2 separate regions of the Homo sapiens genome follow, and region 1 is linked to region 2. A link is a loop called in an ENCODE intact Hi-C map of the cell type or tissue named here. Cell type or tissue: OCI-LY7. All regions are shown on one strand.

What was found. A loop is a pair of places that touch in the nucleus more often than their neighbours do. Peaks named below come from ENCODE experiments on the same cell type or tissue, not always from the same donor. Only the 100,000 strongest peaks of a DNase experiment are listed, where the experiment ranks them.
Region 1: a loop joins it to region 2, with 9 times the contacts of the local background. A loop is called at or near these places in 4 of 110 quality-filtered maps.

The regions. Positions count from the first base shown.
Region 1 is chr9:121,835,706-121,843,705 of GRCh38, reverse strand. All of the region lies in intron 8 of TTLL11 (tubulin tyrosine ligase like 11), which reads left to right. Among named protein-coding and RNA genes, the nearest start is that of DAB2IP, 190 kb to the right of the region's middle. In OCI-LY7, CTCF peaks have their summits at 1,887 (motif pointing left), 4,277 and 4,480 (motif pointing left); a DNase peak (open chromatin) is centred at 4,445.
Region 2 is chr9:121,987,998-121,995,997 of GRCh38, reverse strand. It overlaps TTLL11 (tubulin tyrosine ligase like 11), which reads left to right. Exons shown (of 9, transcript NM_001139442.2): 4 at 6,228-6,803. Among named protein-coding and RNA genes, the nearest start is that of TTLL11, 100 kb to the left of the region's middle. In OCI-LY7, CTCF peaks have their summits at 2,980, 3,179 (motif pointing right), 6,640 and 6,843 (motif pointing right); DNase peaks (open chromatin) are centred at 3,217 and 3,807; H3K4me3 peaks cover 607 bases; H3K27ac peaks cover 1,985 bases.

The DNA.
Region 1 (8,000 bases), 150 kb after region 2:
GCAAGACCCTGTCTCTAATAATAATAATAATAACAAAAAATAAGTAAATAAATAATAGTTTCCCGCATTAGCAGGCCTTTGTTATGGAGAGTGCTCTAGGCATATTCCAAAATGGTTACCTCCCCCACCCCTTTCTGAAGCATGAGAAGATTTTCTCTAATCTTTTTCTTGAGAACCTGGTGGGGCTCCTGGAGCCCCACTCACAAAAAGGTGGGAGACCCCCTAAGACTGGCCCCCAGGCGTTTTTAACTCAACCTAGTTAAAGGTTGAGCCTCACACTGTCTCTAGCAACTCATCAATTACGAGTGAAATGTTCTTATCAGCTCCTGGCTCCAGAAGCTTCTGCTCCTGGTAAGCTGAACTCAGCTGTGATTCTCTATATTCACAGGTCTCAATGGTTTTTAGGGTGGTGGCTTGTCCTGTGACCTCAGTACTCATGGATCTTAGAAAAGTCATTGATTTTTCAATTTGTTCAGCTTTTTTTTATTGTTGTAAAGATGGGAGTGACTACTTCTCTCATTTTTTTTTTTAAATAAAGATGGGGGTCTCACTATGTTGCTGAGGCTGGTCTTGAACTACTGCGCTCAAGGGATCCTCCAGCCTCGGCCCCCATAGTGCTGGGATTACAGGTATATGTCACTGTGCCCAGCCAGGAGCAATGACTTCTAAGCTCTTTATGCGTCAGAGCTGAAACTAAAAGTCCTCTGTTAGCATTTCGCACATCTCCCAACAATCCTGAGATTTAAGCTCTGTACTCCAGGTTACAGAGAAGAAAGCTAAGGCTCAGAGAGGTTAAATAATGTGTCCAAGGTCACCCAGCTCGTGAGTGGTAGAGCCATAATTCTTTGTCTTTAGATTCTAATGGTCTTTGAGAAACTGCAGCAATGACCAACATTCCAGAAGTGTTTACCTTTCAGAGATTCTCCGGGGAAATCTGGGCTTACTCATTTAACCCAAGAGAGCAGAGAGAATCTCACAAACCATCTGATCAGTTATTTGTCATCAAAAAATGCCCAGGTTACCCAAGACAGAGACTCATCTGGCCCATAGGAGCCACCTTCAGAATTCATGGGTAACATTTCCTACATATTCACCTTATTCATCTTACTGACATGGAATCATAGTGTTCAAAAGTAGAAGGGGGCCAGGCACACAGTAGCTCATGCCTGTACTTTGGGAGGCCAAGGCAGGAGGATCACTTGAGCCCAGGAGTTTGTGACCAGCCTGGGAAACATAGCGAGACCCTGACTCTACACACACATACACAAAGTTACAAAAACATTAGCCAGGCAGGGTGGCATGCACCTATAATCCTGGTTACTTAGAATGCTGGGGCAGGAGGATTGCTTGAGCCCAGGAACTTGAAGCTGCGGTGAGCTATGATTACATCACTGCACTCCAGTCCTCCAGCCTGGGTGACAGAGAGAGACCACGTGTCTTTTTTTTTTAAAAAAAAGGAGAGGGAGCCCTAAAGATCATCTCTTTCAACCCCCTTGTTTTACATGTGAGGGACTCTGAGACCCTAGCAAAGTATTGGAAGAAGCACCGACTGTCCATTGACTTTCTACATCCCCAGCCTGCTCTTTTTCCAGATGTTTTAAGCAGTAAGTTAGACACATTCCTTTTTGAGATAGTCCACAAATATGTGATGAAATATACCCTGTCCTTTGCCCCCTGAGAGGTGGAAGAAGGCAGGCACATGCTCTCGGGGAGCTCTGCATCTCGCTGGAAGAATTGGGACACTTCCAGTGGTCAGGCATCCATGTCTTCCCTGAAGTCTAGAGAGACGAGTGGTTCTCAACTGGGGACAATTTTAACTCCCAGGGGGACATCTGGCCACGATTTGAGACATTTTTAGTTGTCATACTGGGGGAAGGGAGTTGCTATACTGGCATCTAGTGGGTCAAGCCGACGGCTGCTGCTAGACAACCTGAAATGCACAAGACAGACCCCCACAACAAACAATGGTCTGGCCCAACGATAATAATCATTGGGCTTTTCCCCTTCAGCTTCCTGGGCTGCTGTAACAGTTCTTCGTGCCCCACCACAGCCACACCATGCAGCTGCCACGTGACTCAGGGCAAAGATGTGTCCTCAGCCCGGGAGGCCCCAAGCAGCCTCTAGAGAAAGGGAGCTCACCTCGTCTGTTCCACGAGACCTTACATGACTGAGTGCGTTCTTCTTGGTAGCAGGTGGGAGTCTCTGCCCACACTTCCCCACTGATCACATCTGCGAAGGGAGGAGGAAGCCTTACATAAGCGCAGCCTCAGAGAACCTTCTGTCATTTTGGCAACACAGGGCCTGGAGAAGCCCCTCCCTTCCAAAATCTCATGGGGAGCACGGTTCTGTTCTGAATGGGCGCTGGAGGGTTTGCCTGCTACCTGCAGGATACAGGTACATCTGAGCTCTTTAGCCTTTGAGATTAGACTTGCCAGCCTCATCTCCATCCTCCACAACCACAGCCCCCATTCCCGCCACACTCTTCGCCCACACGTCCTGTGCTGCTTGGGGCCAGCCAACGTGCTTCCATCGTGGGGCCTCTGCTCATGGTGTCTCCTTCCTGTAACATCCCTCCCTGCCTTGATTGCCTGCACAAGGCCCATGGGTGAGACGGTTGTCTGTGAAGCTTCCAGACCCTTCTCCCTGCCCTCCCTGCCAAACAGCCATGCTCTCTCCTTGCTCTGTTGATTCCAGGCACACCTCCCCAGCCGTCATAGCTCGCTGGATCAGAAGTATTTGTAGGTGTCTTATCCCCTTTCCACCTGCTCCCAGTGGAGGCCAAGTGCCTCGTGCCAGTGCCTGATTCATGTTTGGGGCCCAGGGCCTAGCACAGGGAAAGCTTATTGAATAATCAAGCAAGTGAGTGAACAAATAGGTAGATGGGGTCTCACTAGGCTCCTTACTCTCAGAGTGACAACTTCCAGGACCTCATGGTTCCCTATTGGTCACCTGGTGTCTGGACACAGGCCACGTGGCCTCAACTCTGCCTCCTCATTGAAACTGTATGATCAGCTGGGCATGGTGGCTCATGCCTGTAATCCCAGCACTTTGGGAGGCTGAGGCAGGCAGATCACTTAAGGTCAGGAGTTCAAGACCAACCTGGGCAACATGGTGAAACCCCATCTCTACTAAAAATACAAAAAGTAGCCAAGCATGGTGGCAATTGCATATAATCCCAGCTACCTGGAAGGCTGAGGCAGGAGAATCGCTTGAACCTGGTAGGTAGAGGTTGCAGTGAGCCAACATCAAGCCACTATACTCCCTCCAGCCTGAGTGACAAAGCGAGACCCTGTCTCAGAAAAGAAAAAAGAAGCTGTATGATCTTGAACAAGTCACTTGCCCCCTCCAGCCTGTGCATCCATCGGTAGCCAGCTGTCACATCGCAGCGCACTGTGTTCCATGCATCCGAGGATACGTGGTGGTCCCAAGTTGGGGAGGTAATAGATCTTAACCGAGTTCAGGACTGTCCCTAATTCTTCTCTTGCGGTTGCCCTAACTGGCCCCCAGATAGCACTGCTCCTAGGCATGAATACAGTGAAAGAAACATTTTCGTGCACTAATAAAATTACCTTCTGTAAAGAAGGCAATTTGCATGTTAATGTTTTGGGTGATTCGATGCAGCTCCAGTGCCCTCCAGGCTGCAGTTTCTCTCTGACAAAGTGACAAAAATAAACTCCCGCATAAAAGAGCATTTCTCTTCTCTCTCATTTGTGCTCTAACGTGACATTCTTAATGTGAGTCAAGTTGAAACCCACTGCTCTGTCTTATTTTTGACACTGATCTGCCTCCTGTCACCGCTCCAAATGGCAGGCCAGCTTTGAAGAGCTCCTCAGAGGGGTCTCACCTTGAGGATAGGGCTCAGTCCACTTGGTGAGTGGGCACTGCTCTGCCCTGCCCAAGGCTGAGAAGGCTGAGGCTGAGGTCTTCTGGAGATTCTAGAAGGCCCCGCCAGTTAACTGCTGGACAGTCGGGGGGATGGGGAAGAGGGTTGCTGTTGGTGGCTGAGTTAGGGCCAATTTGCCCGTCTTCCAATTTGCCCATCTTTGGATAGAATGGGAATTCTGAGCCGCAGCCCTCCATGAGAATACTCTTTATTCTGCCAGGCTTGGCCCCTCTCATGACTTAAAGACAATCAAGAAAGAAGGCCATGTTTCCAGTGTGTCTTCCATGTGCCAGACACAGGCCCAGCCCCTTATGTCTGTTTTCTATCACTGAGCCCCCCAGAGCCGGGCAGGGTAGAAAGAAACTGAGGCTCCCAGCTGGGCAGTGAGTAAGCGAAGATCACCCCGCAATGTGTAAGAGGCCAACCCTGGATTTGAACTTAGGCATGTCTGATATCAAGCCTGGATTTTTTCTACCCTAAGTGGATCACCTAATGTTCAATGAGCCGCCCCTACACGCCAGGCACTGGGGGTGATGGGGACGTGCAGGGATGAACAGAACACCCAAGCCCTAGCACTGCTGACATCCGGTGGCCGAGGCAGACATTAAACATGGAAACGCAGAAATTGCATGTAATTAGACGTTGTGATGCGTTCTGTGAAATAAGTTTTAATGAGGAGGACAGAGAGGACCTCATTTATATTAAGAGGTGGATCAAAGAGATGTGTCAGTGAAGGTAATGCTGAGATGGAAGCTTCGCCAGGTGGGACTCAGGGTGTTCTGAGCAGAGGCCAGGGACCGGCCCCAAGGTGGGAATGCGGGGAGCAGGTTCTGCGAAATGAAGGCCCGCAGGGTGACGGGAGCAGGGGCGTGGGTTACAGCGGCAGCTGGAGAGGCGGGGCTCGATCCCTCAGAGCAGGGCAAGAAAGGTGGGCAGGGCAAGAAATGTTGTTGTTGAAGAGTTTAAAGTGGGGGAGTGCGTGGTTTGATCTATCTTTGCTTGCTTGCTTGCTTGCTTGCTTGCTTGCTTGCTTGCTTGCTTTCTTGCTTGCTTGCTTGCTTTCTCTCTTTCTTTCTCTCTTTCTTTCTTTCTTTTCTTTCTTTCTTGACAGAATCTTACTCTGTCACCCAGTCTGGAGTGCAGTGGCACAATCTCAGCTCACTGCAACCTCCGCCTCCTGGGTTCAAGCGATTCTTGTGCTTCAGCCTCCTGAGTAGCTGGGACTACAGGCACATGCCACAACGCCCTGCTAATTTTTGTATTTTTGGTAGAGACAGGGTTTCACCATGTTGGCCAGGCTGGTCTTGAGCTTCTGACCTCAGGTGATCCGCCCACCTCGGCCTCCCAAAGTGCTGGGATTACAGGCATGAGCCACTATGCCCAGCCCTGATTTGTGTTTCTAAAAGGTCATTCTGGATGCTGTATTGAAAGGGGCAATAGTGGAAACAGGGAGACCAGCGAGGAGGCTGTGGGGGCTTCAAGGGACGACAGCTGCTCAGGTGGGGGAGGGCAGGAGAGCAGAGGTTTATGGTCCTAGGGATGTGGAGGTGTTGAGAGGAGGTAAGAGAAGTCTCAAAAATGACCTCAGGCTTCTGGCTTGAACAACTAGGTGGGTGGAGAGACCATTTATTAAAATGGGCGAGACTCAAGGAAAAACAGAATTGGGAAGGGAAGACCAAGAGATTCATTTTTAACAGGCTAATGCGATATCCCAGTGGCAAAAAAGCAGGCTGGCCTGGAGACAATGATTTGGAGGGCATGGATTCATTGAAGGTATTTCAACCTGGGGAATGAATGACAGGAAGAGAGAGCGAGAGAGAGAGCCCTGTGGGGCCCACAGCAAGGAAAAGCAGACAGAAGCCAGCAAGAGAGAGAGAGCAAGAAGCAGGAGAGCGAGATGAAACAGACGTGGGAAGACCGTGTCTCCAGGAGGGAGGCTTCCACGTGGTCACATGCTGTGGGGAGAGAGCCAAGAGGAGCTCAGAGCTGACATGGGAGTGGAAGGTACCCAGGCGTTTGGCGTGAGCCCTTTGGGAGGAGAGACAGGGAGTGGACATCCTCTCTTGAGCTGGAAGGGAGGCTGTGGAGGCAGTGCCACCCCAGGAGGGAAGGGCAGTCTGGCTGAGAAGGGAACAGAGAGAGAGAGGATAGTGACAGGAAGGCAGGCTTTTCAACCACACAAGATCCCAGGGCTGGTTGATGGCAGATGGTGGCATTCAGGAGCAGGGGAGAAACTGACAAGCTGGGAGCATTAATCAGGACCGACTGTAGACAAACTCCCTTTCCTCCCCTCATCCCTCACCCCCACCCGCTCCAGGCCCACCTGCCAGACCGCCCACAGCACCAGCTCTGTTCCCTAACACCCTGAAAAAGCCCTTTCAAAGCACCAAGATTTTGTACTACTAGTTCCTCTCCTCAGAAAGATCTTCCTCCTCAGTGCTGATCCTTGAAGATCCCAACCCCAAGTTAATTTGGCAAGAGCTATCAAAACATACTAGTAAAAATAATACTTGACCCATAAGTTCCACTGGAAAGAGATGATTGCTCATTCAAGTATGTACTGATATATACACAAAGATGTTCATTGCACCATTATTCACAATATCAAAAAAAGAAGAAAACAGGAGAAAAGCATCCTAAGTGTCCATTAGTAGGGGAAGGATTTTAGAAACTCATGGTACATCTATACTATGGAATTCTATACAGTCTATAAACAACAGGGTAGATCTATATATGCTGACACGGAGAAGCGTCAAGGCATGGTTAAAATTGTGTAAGTGCAGTACGGTAGCTATAAGGTGATCCTATTTGTGTGCAAAATTATATGGATACAGATATTGATGCACACAGCAGTGCACATATTTCATTTTTATGCGTATATGCCAGAAATTGCAAACAGCATTCACTTCCAGCTCACAGGAATTGGAGGTCGCAAGGCAGAGGAGGGAAACAGGACCTTCACTTTCCACTACCTGTGCATTGCCTCTGTCTGAATTTTCTCACCATGTGCACCACAGGCACCCTGTAACCTATCCTGCCTCTTCCAGGCAATGACTTGCTTCTTCCTTTGTGTTCTAACACCCCCATCTCACGTTGGGTCATCCTACCCTCTCCCTGCTTCTCCCTGCCCTGCATCAGAGGAGGCTTGCCCATCTGTGAATCTGCACATTGAGGAGTCAGCCAGGGCTGGCAGAACTGAGTGGTCATGGTTACTGCCTTCTGAATCCTCAGATCCTCGTAGAGAAAGGCTGTGGTGATGGAAGAAGAGGTTGATTTACTCTGTGTTAAACTGGGGTGTCGGGGGAGGTTTTGCACATTTCAGCTCCCAGGCAGAGAGCAGAGAGCACATGGCAGTGAGAAGGGACCTCCTGGGGCAGTGGTGAGCTCCCCATCACTGGAAGCAACCAAGTTGGGGGGCTGGATGGCTGTTGTTAGCAATGTCAGGAAGGGCAACCCATGCCCTTCAGAATCTCACAGGGCAACTACAGAAAGCCACAGCGACAGGACCAGAAATCATGCTTTATCTGCCCTGGTTTTTTATCCCCACTACCAGCCCCAGCCTGGAGGACTCTGAGTGAATGGCTAGGTCTGCCCACACCCAACTAACACACAGAGCCCAAGACAAATGCAAAGCTTTGCCATATCACTAAACAAAGGCAAACAACCACAGACAATCAGGGGCCATAAAAGCATCTACCATCCAGATTTTGTTCTGAGGATTAAACAAAAGGTGCCCATAAAGTACTCACCACAGTGCCTGACACATATTAAGCACGTGTTGTATACAGACCACTCTTAGTAATCCCTCTTGTCATTCTGGGTGTTGTTGTTACCCTGCAAGGGCCTAGATTGTGTTATCTCTGAAGTCCTTTTTAAGCCAGAGATTTTGACCACTTGCTGAGGAATGAGTCCTGAGCCTCCAAAGGTTCTATAGGAGCCATTAATCTCTCGAGAAATGTCCACAACAGCATGAAGCAGTTGCAGGAAGCAGTGACTAGAACTGTGGCCCTGTCTTCCCAGATGGTGACTCAGGAACTTGTGTTCGTGTCATGATGGAATCAGGGGTGACGTTGGATGGGACTGGACTGAGACCTCTGGGCCACTCTGCTGTGGCCAG
Region 2 (8,000 bases):
CTTCAAAAGCCAGGGAGTGCTGAAAATGTTTGCCTGCACAGTGGCAGGCACTACTTCTCACGGGCCCGTGGTTCCCGCGCTCACCACGGAGCTTGAGAGGTCTGTTCGGATACCTGTGCTCCAGTTCGAGGTATGCGCCATCTGAGTTTAGAGTCTGAGTCTCATCCCTGTCGGACAGCAGCTCTTATTCTTTCCAAGCTTGGGAGAGTTGTTGTATCAGAATTAATCATCTGTAGGAGATATCGGACAACCTGGCCTGGTTCCGATGAACAGTAGAGGGCTTGCGGGATATTATAAAGTCCTAAATTAGCTCTGTCTGGAGTCGTGCAAATAATACTCATTAGATGAAGTGAATTCCTCCTCTCCTTGTCCCCACTTTCCTTCAATGAGACCTGCTCCTCTCCCTGTAGTCCCTAAATCTGTTAATGGTAACATCACCCCTCCCAAAATTGCTGAAGTCCCAAACCGTGAGCTCACCCATGACCCTTTCCTCTCTCGCCTTTCACATCTGTCCAGTCACCAGGTGCCCTGATTCTACCTCTTCTCTCAGCTCCCTATTTCAACCGCATTGTCCCTGCCCCAGCTCAGGCCTTTGGACCTTTGATAGCCTCGGGTCCTTCCTACACCTGGTTTCATTCCTTCCAAACTATCTTCCTCCTGGGTGCCCTGGTGATGCGTGGATGCATGTCCCTCGCCAGTTGAAACTCCATCCTTCGCCTGCAGATCGAGTATAAATACAGGGTGTTTGGGGTCTGTTCTGCCCGTTCCAGCCTCTGGCTCCCAGGTGCCCTCTTCTTCCTCTCTATCCTGTCTCTGGATAATCTGGCCCATTGCGAGGGCCTTGGCCATCCTTGGGGGCCTGACGACCCCAGATCTCTCTCCCAAGCTCCAGACACATTTCCCAGGGACCACAAACCTCTCTAGGTGCGTGCCCTCCAGGGTCCTCTGTGCAGCTCATCATCTTCCCACTGCCTCCCCTCTGCCTTTCCTCATTCCCTTATATTCCCTGTGACTACCTAGACATAGGGGGATTATCCTTTATGTTCCTGTCTCTCTCTCCCAGTCATCCAGTTTTGTTGATTTTAGCTCCAAAATATTTCCCAAACCTCTGTCCTTCCCTCTGACTCCACTGCAGCCTCAGTTTGGACTTTTCCTGTCTGCCCCAGACCATCCAACCACTTGGGTAAATTTTCTATGTGACAGCCTGAGGCATCATCCCATAATACACATCTAATTAAGTTGCTTTCTTCTCAAAACCTTTCAGGGAGTCCCCATCATTTTAGGACATTGCTCAAACTCTAAACCAACATTCAAGGGCCTTCCCTATGAGACTCTTACTTCCTAGCTAGGCCTGATCTTCCTCCATCCCCTTCTCATACATCTCTCATTCATTCTGGCATGGGCTCTGGAATCTGCCTGCCTGGGTTCAAATCCTGCCTTTGTGACCTATTGGCTGTGTAATCTTTGACAAATTACTTGACATCTCTGGGCCTCCCTCTCCCTATCTGTAAAATAGGATTGTTGTGAGGATTAAGTGAGATAATACCTCCAAAGTGCTTAGAACAGTGCCTGACCCATAATAAGTGCTCAGTAAGCGTGTGCTAATGTTATTATTATTATTCGTGGTGGTGGTATTATCTGGCCCCTGCCAATCTCACTAGTGGGATTTCCATGTGCATACCCCCTCCACCTCTTATGTTCTCCAGCCGTCGGAACTATCTACAGTTTCCCAGAAGTGTCCTGCCCGCTCCTGCCTTCATAACCCCCCACCGAAGCAGCACATCATCTGCCCAGGTCCTTCCTTTCTGCCCCACTGCTCTGTCTCCCACTCTGCCCCAACAGGCCATTCTTGCCCTTTCCATCTGGCCCTAGGTGACCTCACTGCAGACTGCCTTCCATCTTAAGTGGACTCAGAAATTGCCCTGAACATTGAGGTAGGAATTTGCCCTGGGTACCAGGCTCATATCCCTGAGGCTGGCAGGGGCTGGCCCTGCCTCCTGTCTGGCATGCACCGTGTGACACTGATTTTGTCTACCAGAGGCTTGTTTTTGCCTGAGATCTGTAGCGTGTACCTGTGACATCAAAGGTCTGAGTTGCTAAGATTGGATGCAAATCCACCTGAGTGACAAAGGACTGCCCTAACTGGTTTTGACTTCCCCAGTATTGCAGACACAGTATTTCTTCAGAAATTGGCCTCTTACCTGCCCCTCATTGCTAATAATGTTTTGTGGCTTGATATTCTAGTTGCTGAATTTCTCCCTCCAAACATTTTAGCTTGCTTCCTCCAAATGCCCTGCTGATTTCCTCAAATGCATCATAAATCTCAGACCCAAATCTCCTCCTCTTATAGATCATCCCAATGTGCTGATCCCAACAGCACAGCAGGAACTCTCCGACGTGATGAATGCCACTTGTGTGTTTGTAACGCAGCCTTCGACTGTGGTGATATCAAGATAAATCATGGTTCAGCATTTGCTCGCTGGCGGAAGCCAGGGACCTTAGTCTGACCCCTTTATTTTATAGGTGACTACAACAAAGCCCAGAAAGTTAGGTGACTTTCTCGAGGTCACACAGTCAGAAACAATTGGGACTAAAATCCAGATTTTCTGTTTTTCACTATAGTACTATCTCTAACTTACCAAAAGCTATGACTTAAAAAAATTAAAAATTAATCTTAAAATTTTGGTAAAATATACATGACAAGATTTACCAGATTAACCATTTTTAAATGTACATTGTATGTATGTTAAGTGTACAGTGGCATTAAGTACATTCACATTTTTGTACAACTATCATCCATGTCCAGAACTTATTTTATCTTGCAAAACTGAAACTCTGTACCCAATAATCATTAATTCTCCATTCCCTCCCACCCCAGCCCTGGAAAACACCATTGTAATTTCTGTCTCTATGAATTTGACTGCTCTAGGTACCTCATATAAGTGCATTCTTACTTACAGTATTTGTCTTTTTGGGTCTAGTTTATTTCACTTAGCATAGTATCCTCAGGATGCATCCATTTTGTGCCATGTGTGAGAATTTCTTTCCTTCTTAAGGCTGAATAATATTTCATTTGTAGTGGTGTTTCTTTAAGACCATTTTAATGTCTTAGTAGAGTATCTTACTGCTCAGTAGTGTTGGAATTTTGAACGGGGTGACTTTCCCAGTAGCGGTTTCTAAATGTCCACTAGGGGGCAGTAAAAGCCACATAAAGTTTTCAGTAGGCCCGCGGAGTGCCAGGCAATTAGGCCACCACCTCCTCTGTGTATCTCTTTCAGCCATCCGTGTATACCGTTACAAGGTAATGGATTTCAGGTCCAACAGCAGGTTTGGATAAAACTAGAGATACCATCAGTTGTAGCATAAGCGCGAGTCTTCCTCACACTCCAGCTAACACCAGTGCAGAATACTTCATTCAATATGTTGGTTTCAGATGGTATTTTTATTTAATTCACTTAGTCTAGTGATTCTCAGACAGAGTGCTCATCAGAATCACCTGCGGTGATTTTTCCAGAATACACATGCCCAGGTCTCATCTCAGATCGATTAAATCAGAATTGCTGAGGCTGGGGCCCAGGAATATCGATGATATTTTCATTCTGGTCCATGACTTCTTTTTAAGAGCCAACGTGTTACTTTTTAACTTTAATAACTGCTGGGAAAGGGTCATTCTTGAATAAACCTCAGAGGAGAGTGAATATGAATTCTGAAAAATGTTTCTCTTTTTAGGGTAGTAGTGGCGGAAGGGTCTGGTGGCTATGGGAACCACGTTCTGAACAATTGTGAGGGTTTCCTGTAAATCACACCTGCGCTTTAACAAGCAAGGAACCCAGACAGAAGATTTGAAACTGGGGCAGTCTGGCCAACTCAGGATCTACAGATATAGTTCCTGGATGGCCATACTCAGGGCCAAAATCTTTAGGGTGAGGCCAGAGTACAGACCTCAGTGCTGTCTGATACATTAGGAGGATCTTTCCTACAGTAAGCGGAGGAACAAGAGATCTTCAGTTTTATCTTAGAGGCAAAAATGGCACCGCAAACTTGAGGTGGGGTCGGGAGACCTCAGTTCTCATCCTGACCATACTGCCAGCCAGTTGTGGGACCCAAGGGAAGTCACGTCACCTCTCTGAGCCTCCGTTTCCCCCTTGACTTTTGAGAGTACTGGGTGATGATGATCCCTGAGGATTCTTCTAGTTCTAAAAATTCAATGATTCTATGAGTATTAATAATCTTGATTTGTATGGCACTATTCTGGCAAAGAGCAGAAGTATTCAGGAATCCAATGAGTGACGGAGACTATTGACCAGGTAGTTTAATTTATTTAAGGCATATACATGGAATTCAAAGGAGAAAATATTGCTCTGGATAATATATTGAACTGTTAGTGTCTTCGGCATAGCAAAAGCTTTCCAGAGGGAAAAATTTCCCATCAGTGCAAACTTGACATTTTTCACTTCCTGGTCCATAACTGCCATTTGTCCAGCACACTTATATTTACTGTAAAGGGCCAAGTGTACGAATGCTTTGGTTGAATATTAAATAACTACATAAACGTCAAGGTCACAGTTGCAAGAAAGCCTCAGTGGAAGGCCCTGGGAGGCTTGCATTGATCTCTTGTGAAGTTCCATTCTCGGATCCTGCTGACAAGGGGAAACAATTGATGTGGACCATTATTAAGGCTTTAAGTGTTTCTCCATTGTTAAAGATCTTTTACAAGCCCAGAATAAGTGATAGTGCCCAAGGAATTGGCAAAAGCTTTATTTAGAAATATAGGCTGGTCAAAGAGATAAGCGCAAGGCACAAGCCAGAGTGCAGATGTCCTGGCTTGGGCTTACACAGCAAAGGTGGAGAGCTGAGAGGAGTCTGTCACTGGGGCACCCACCAACTCAGCCTGCCAGGCACTGCTGTCAGATTTCAGAGGGGAACTTTCACACCAGAAGCTGCAGAGAGCATGGATCCCTCTTTCAAATCCACCCTTACATTTCCTCCAGCTTCTCTCTGCTTGTGAAAACCTCCTCTCCTGCCATTTCAGTCCATCCGCTCTCCATAGCTGCAGGAAGCACCTCACCAGCATCAGGGGCAATGGGGCGAGGATGAATTATGCAGACCCACAGGTCCAGATCGACTATCTGGACTGGTCAAGTGCCTGGATAGTTAATTATGTGAGTGTTCTGCTGACCTGGAGCTGGGAGGAGAGCAAATACTGTGGACGACGGGATCTTGTTTCAAAAAGATCTCAACAGATGGAAGGATTGGTCAGGTCTACCAGATGAACTTTAGAAGGGATGTAAACATAAAACAAACATTTCCTGTGCACTAGCTCAGCTCTGTGTTTGGTGTTGCGCTTGGCCCTTTGTACGTTTTAGTTTATTTCATCCTTACAACGACACAGTGAGGGTAGGTGTCTATATCCCCATTTTTAAAGTGAGGAAACCAAGACATGGTAGGATAGAGGAAGGTCCAAGGGCTTCAGTCATCAATCTAGATTCCAATCCCAATTCTGCCCCCGCGTTAGCTGGCAAGTCACTTCATCTTCTAAAAAGAGTGACAGCCAGGCTTTGGATTGTCTTTTATTTCTCAGGTTCTAGGTCCTTAGCCTCTTGCATTTATGATTGCATTTAATCCTCAAAACAACCTTTCTCCTATTTCACAGATGGAAAGGGTGTAGATAACTTAAGTCACTTGTCCAAGGCTGCAGGGTAAGGAGCAGGGCCAGTGTCTGAGCCCAGGCCATCTGACTCCAACACCCATGCCCTCAGCAACTGCTGTACCCTCTCTGTTCCTGACATAAAAAGACACAACCATATTTTCTGTGAGGGTTAGATGAGCTAATTAGGTAAGTGCCTGATATAGTGCCTGGCATTTCACAGGCGCTCATAAATGATATTAGCTCACCATCATTATCATTCTCAGCACTATTATTAGTTATATGACCTGTTCAAAGTGGTAGCTAATAACTGGCGAAACAGGATTTGAACCCAGGTCTTGTGACTGCCAGTCCACTACACTCTCCACCTCGCTCTGGAGCACAAGACTGGGGACAGTCCTGATGTCACCATCTCAGTACCTTGTGCAGTGTCATCTCCATGGAAGATGCTCAGCCCCTGCTCAGATCGGCAGGGATCATCTTGTCACTCATTCACCACACATTTGCTAAGGCCTTGCTCTGTGTTAGGGATCCAGAGGGAAAACAATATAATGTCGGCCATCCTTTTTTCCCCCTCCAGGTTCAAATGGTGAAAGACGATGACCCCTCCTGGAAGCCCACTTTTATCGTGAAACCTGATGGTGGTTGTCAGGGTGATGGAATCTACCTCATTAAAGACCCCAGTGACATCCGCCTGGCAGGGACCCTCCAGAGCAGGCCAGCGGTGGTCCAGGAGTACATCTGCAAACCTCTCCTTATCGACAAGCTCAAGTTTGATATTCGTCTGTATGTCTTACTCAAGTCCTTAGACCCCTTAGAGATTTATATAGCCAAAGACGGACTCTCTAGGTTTTGTACCGAGCCATATCAGGAGCCCACCCCCAAAAACCTGCACCGCATCTTTATGCACTTAACCAACTATTCACTGAACATCCACAGCGGCAACTTCATCCACTCGGACAGTGCTAGCACTGGCAGCAAAAGGACTTTTTCCAGCATCCTTTGTAGACTGTCTTCCAAAGGCGTTGACATCAAGAAGGTCTGGTCTGACATCATCTCCGTGGTGATTAAGACGGTCATCGCGCTGACTCCAGAGCTCAAAGTCTTCTACCAGTCAGACATCCCCACGGGGAGGCCGGGCCCCACGTGCTTCCAGGTAACCATTGCCAGTTCCCAGCCTGCGTTTCCAGCCTTGACCGGCCTCAAGAGGGCTCTCTGGCTTCGTGTAGGATGAGTGATCGGGGTGGGATGGCCAGAGGAGGGGACAGTGTTGGTGGTGCTGTGGGCTTGGGTGTTAAACCTGGGCCCAACTTCCAAGCTTTCTGTTTGCTCCCTGTGTGATTTGGGGCAAGCTACTTCCCCTCTGTTACCTGTAAAATGAAATGAAGAATACCTATCTTAAAAGGTTCTTGTAAGAATTAAATGAGATAACACATGTAAAGCAGAGTTTTACATTCATTCGTTTACTCATTCATTCATTCACTTACTCATTCAACAACCTTTGCCACATGCTTAGTAGCGGTCAGACATTGTCCTGGGTTCTATTGAGACAGCAAGTCAGGGCCTTGCTTGCTGATGCATAGAGTCTGTTGTGAGAGACATATAATTTAAAAAGCAATGATTATGGAGGGTTTTAAATGCTAGAGTAGAATAAGAAACGTCTGAGGTGCTGAGATCGTGGGGCCACGTAACATTCTCTGGGCGGGAGTGGCGTGGTCAGGGAAGGCTTCCCAGAAGAAATAGCAGTTGAACTGAAACCTGGAGCGAGAGTTAGATGAAGCAGGAGAAACTGGGTAGGGGTAGGGGAGGCAAAGGGTTCCAGGTGGAAATGTGCTGAAGCCAGAGGGGTGAGTGGGAAGCAGGAGGCACTGGAAGAGGTTGAGTATGGTTGCTGGGTGGGGTTTAAGGCAGAGATGCGGGGGAGATGAGGGAAGGTGAGGTGGGAGAGAAAGGTAGGGGCTGTGTCGAGAGCCTGGGTATTGGTTCGGGGGGGTGGTCCCTGGAGAATTTTAAGCAGGGGAAAGATGCATTCCAATTTGTATGTTTCAAAGAACAGTGTCTACAGAGTAGAGAACACACTGAGACAAGGCTGGAAGTGGGGAGGTCCCTAGGAGACAGTTGCTTTCACATAAGCTGGAGAGGATGGTGGTATGGACTGGGAAGGTTGTGGTGAAGGTAGGGGGGATAGACAGATCTGGGTGCCAGGGAAGGAGCAAGAAGGGCTCAGCTTGGTGACTGGATGAGGCTGGAGAGAGAGGAGAGATGGTGGCAGTGAGGGCAGGGAGAACCTGAGGCTGATGTGCAGGTGGCTTGGGTACTTGCATGGATGGAGGCCCCGGAAGAGGACCAGGCT